Linked DNA regions of Homo sapiens: region 1 is linked to region 2. The links are chromatin loops, found by intact Hi-C in ENCODE. Cell type or tissue: PC-9. All regions are shown on one strand.

The links. A loop is a pair of places that touch in the nucleus more often than their neighbours do. Peaks named below come from ENCODE experiments on the same cell type or tissue, not always from the same donor. Only the 100,000 strongest peaks of a DNase experiment are listed, where the experiment ranks them.
Region 1: it touches region 2 in a loop (5-fold over the local background); 2 of 110 quality-filtered maps call a loop at or near these places.

The regions. Positions count from the first base shown.
Region 1 is chr2:208,927,874-208,930,373 of GRCh38, reverse strand. No RefSeq gene overlaps it. Among named protein-coding and RNA genes, the nearest start is that of MAP2, 490 kb to the left of the region's middle. In PC-9, no CTCF peak of the experiment used is centred here; no DNase peak of the experiment used is centred here.
Region 2 is chr2:208,982,314-208,984,813 of GRCh38, reverse strand. No RefSeq gene overlaps it. Among named protein-coding and RNA genes, the nearest start is that of MAP2, 440 kb to the left of the region's middle. In PC-9, no CTCF peak of the experiment used is centred here; a DNase peak (open chromatin) is centred at 1,123.

The sequences.
Region 1 (2,500 bases), 54 kb after region 2:
GCTCCTTATACTCTTGGACAGTGACACTAGCTGAAGCCCTAATTACAGGAAGGAAACTCATATCTGTATCATTTGTCTATTCTTGTCATAATAAATCACTGGCTGAATGTAGTCAAGTTGCCATCAAGTGGAAGGCAGTCTTTTCTAGAAAAGTGTGCCATATTGAAGGCTTAGCGTTGGTCTTTGTTGTTTGGCCTGTTGGTATTTCTCAGTGGCACTGGCTAGATAACCTTTGTAAGGAGGGAGGGCCTGTGGTTGAACCCATGCATGGTCTTCATCTCTGCCATCGTGGCCACTTCATTTATGTGCCCTTCATGCCAGCACTGGGATGGCAGAGGATGTCTTATATCAACTGTACAATCATTTTATCTACGTGTTTATTTCATGCCTCTTTATTGAAATGCTCTCTAGTGGGCATTTATATGGGATATCAAGGTATTTACACTTTGCATTCAGTCCCACATGTTCAGTCCACATGCCTCTGCCCCAAATTTTCCAATCTTTTTCTTTTGTTGCTATTGACCATTCAGCCAGACCACTTGCTGCTTCCTATGGTTCCTGAATATTCTAAATTTTGGGCACTTTTCTGCCAACAGAAAATGGAAAAATGGGTACATTGTCCAAAGTTTTCAGTGGGAGAAATTCATCTGTCACTGTCTTTTCAGGCCATTCCTTAGTGAGGCTGTAATACAGCTGCCTGTGTCCATTTTCAGTTTGCAGCCACATATCACACTGACCTATCTATGACCGACAAAGCTTGGATTATTTCCTCTTGCATCAGCTGCTCATGAATGATTCCCGATGTAGCGATAAGTGTGTGCTGAGAAAGGTGCTGATGTAACAGTGCAGGCAGTTCTTCATGTCACGTGGTATGTACTTCCAAAGCAGTATTCCCAAGTTGGAGTATTCTGTCTCAAGGAAGCAAAGAGACCTACCAGGTATTGTGCTTTCATTTGTAGGATAATGTATGGATTTTAAACACCAAAATAAATTACCACAAAATCAATAACTTAAAACAACATATGTTTATTATCTCACTCCCCATGGGTCAGGAGTCAGGCAATGTTTGCAGGGTCTTCCCCTCAGGGTCTTACAAGGCTGAAATCAATGAGTTAGCCTGCTGTGTCTTCGACTTCAGGTTCTATTTTAAAAGATGTGCTTTCAAGCCCTTTCAGATTGTTGGCACAATTTATTTCCCTGTGATTGTGTGACTGAGGTCCCCATTCTCTTGCTAGTTTGTGGCTGGGATGTGCTGTCAACTCCTAGAGGTCACTGTCAGGTCTTTACCACGTGACTGGCCCCCCATAGACAGCTGACAAATTTACCATGTGAATTTTGTTTTCATGTGTATATAAATATACGGATTTTTAATTTTAATATTTTAGAGATGAAATCTCACTATATTGCCCACGCTGGCCTTGAACTCCTAGGCTCTAGTCATCCTCCTGCCTCAGCCTCCCGAGTAGCTGGGACTACAGGTGCACCCACTGTGCCTGGCCATGATGTGAACTTTTTTATTTTTCAAGGCCAGCAGGACAGTCTTTCTATTTTAAATCTCTTCCCAGAAAGCTTGGACCCTCTTTCCAAGCGTTCACCTGATTAGGTTAGGTCCACCTGGGATACTTTCCCTTTTAATTAACTCAAAGCCAGTTAATTTGGTGCCTTAATCACACCTGCAAAATCACTTCATCATTGTCATATAACGTAACCTAGTCAGGAGAGTGACTACCCTATTAGTTCACACTCCAGAGGATGGAATTACATACAGCATGTGGCTCAGGGAATGAAACTGTGGGGCCATCATGGAAATCTTCCTGCCACAGTTATCAGATCACATTCATTTTTTATTATCCTAATTACCAGTCTCTGATGTGCATCTTAATCAGCCCCATGAAACTAACTGCTGATTATTTTACTTTTCATTCTCAGTGTCATATTTGAGCAATTGTAGGTAGTGTTGAGAAGTTCTAGGAAATGTTTTGTTGCCAGTGGTATTTTACATTGACACTTTGAGGTCACTAAAATTATCCATTTTGTTAAGCTCATTAAAGCAAAACTATTACCAGTGAGAGGGTGATATGAGTAAGCCAGTTATTTCAATAAGAGATAATGCAACAGATTTGTACCAAAACAATAGAGTGCTTTGAAAAATTAGAGCACAGGGTAAATACATTTTGATGAAGATCACAGGGTCTCTAAATGTCTGGAACCCACAGGCCCTGGGATAAGTAGTGGAGTGAATAACAATGCAAAGCATACATAGATTTAAAATAATGTTTTCTTTTGTCTAGAAAAAACAGTATCAGCATAAAATTTTAGTTATAATTTATTTTAAAATAATTCAGCATTGACAGTGTGGCATGTATATATGTAGATTAATTTTAATCTACATTCAAGGAAAAGTCAGTTAAATGTTAAGTATCCTAATTAAAAAAACCACACTCTCAGGCCAGTCAGGGAACAACTGAAAGTCCCTAATTAGAGATGTGTAGTATGGAGG
Region 2 (2,500 bases):
CCTGTGTTAGCAAACTTCCTGCCTGGCGTTTGTTTTGTAAATTTCCAAAAATAGTGTAAAAACTGACAAATGTGTTAATTTATGTTTTGCCTTTCTTTGTCAATATGACAGTTATTACAAAGAAATGTTTATCTTTTAAAGCTCTGAAATAGATATCCTGCTATTGTTGTCCTAGTCCTGCCTTCCATGGAGCACATGTGTGCCCCACTGCATTCAGTGACGCCATATTGGTAGCTTGCAATAAGCCATGTTGGAAGTATTCACACTGGAAAAATGCTAGAAATCAGACTCCCTTATGATACGCCCATCCCTCAGAGCCAGTTGTTAATCATTTACCGCCACACCACTAGAATCCAGCAAATTTGGCTTTACATCCTAAAATTACAACCTTAGGTAAAGTTGTAATTTCCTCCTCTGTGAGATGGTGATAATAATACTATCCACCAAATAAGATAGTTCTGAGAACTAAATGAGATCATTATCATGTAGGTGTTCCTACCAGTTTTTGCCTCCAGCAGTTTCTGCATCTGATAAGCATACCCCAGTTGTGGTATCCCTCTGAGTGCTTCTTCATTTACAGACTTTTATGTGATGGTTTGCTTCTCAACCTCAATTTTCTGTTAGATCCAAAAAAGCCATTGATTTTCAGTTAGTCCAGCTTTTTCTTGTTATAAGGATGAGATTGATGAATTTCAAGCACTTTGCATATGAGAACATGGAAATTGATTTTTCTTTGTATCCTCGAGCATCAGTCTCACTTTGAAGTCTTAGCTTCTTGATTTGATTCAGAAAAATTCTAACCATTCAATTCCAAACTCAAGGCAAATTTACGCAAGTTCATGTCTTGCCTTAAAAAAAGTAATTTTATTGATTCTACTTTTCTTGCATATAAAGCATTACAGAAAAGTTAAAATGATATAGAAGGAAAACATCAGCCCCTGATTTTTATTGTTGTTGTTATTAATAGGATATACATGGATATATTTTGCCACAAAGATATTCGCATGGATTCTGGCTCAAAATTTCTTATCTAAAAATGCCTCAAGGTTTTTTTCTTGGTTTCTGTCCAGACATTCCTTTGTCTAACACTGATGTTACAGGCTGATAAGAGTTGCCTGTGGAGCCACTAGTTTTGTGATTTTTCAGAACAGGTTTCTCTAGAGGCCTCTCAGCTAGCGCCTACATGGTGCAATAAACCTAGACTAACCATTTGTTTCAGAGCTGGTATTTTATATAAGCTATACCAAAACATCCTGCTGTCTTTTCAGTGTGATAAGAATCTTTATGGAGGTAAAAGAAATTGAACGTATCAAATGCTATGGAGGATTGTTCACTCATCTTTTTTATTATTTTTTATTTTTAGACGGAGTCTTGCTCTGTCACCAGACTGGAGTGCAGTGGCGTGATCTTGGCTCACTGCAATCTCCAGCCTCCCAGGTTCAAGCCAGTCTCCTGCCTCAGCCTCCCGAATAGCTGGGATTACAGGCGCGTGCCACCACACCCAGCTAATTTTTGTACTTTTAGTAGAAACGGGGTTTCACCATGTTGGCCAGGGTGGTCTCGATCTCCTGACGTGGTGATCCGCCTGCCTCGGCCTCCCAAAGTGCTGTGATTACAGGCGTGAGCCACTGCACCCAGCCTGTTCACTCATTTTAAGAGAACAAGAGAAGAAAGTAAATTAAAAATCCACTTCCTTGTTAGTAATCCAGTTTCTGTCCATTCTTCTATGCAGGTAACAACTCAGTGAATCTTCTGTACTGCTGAGCCTCCATTCATGCATTCCATTATTTCAAATCTGAACATGCCCCAGGAACTGCCTGAGGAATATTCCTCACTCCCAGCCTTAGAATTTATGGCTTGACTCCAAATATTGCATGGTATGGTTTAAATTTTAGATCATATACTCAGAAACTTTTTACTAAATCAGCAATATGTTTTCTATTTGCTCCTTTGCGCTGTGAAATACACCTAGTAAAGAGCACAATCTTAACAAATCTTAAGAGGAAAAAAAGTCACAAATATTTAATAGTCACTTTATTATCTCTTGTTTTATGCATTTGGTAAGTTATTTTAAGAATGTTCCTGGGAATATACCAGATTTATTCACCTGTATTTCACAGCAAAGCTATGCATTTGGAATTGAGCCATTTTTCACCAGATTTTAGGAACAATGGTGGATCATTTAATTTGAACTGGCATTACTTGTATCGTGTCAAAAAATAGCATCATATTTTATCTTTAGTCTTTGACAAGAAAGTCTAAAAAAATTATTCGTTACCTCTCCTGACACTTTTAGTATTAAAAGGCAACTACCCCTGTTGTCACACTAAAATAAATGTTTATTAGCTTCTCTAAGGAAAGCTGGGTTTGGCTTAATAAATGATAGTACTTTCAACTACATATATTGCTTAACTATTCACTGCTAAGCTTATGATTCTTAACTTTTTTACAACTGTTATTTCTTCTCAATATGTATTTTTAACTGAGGAAGGCAAACAAA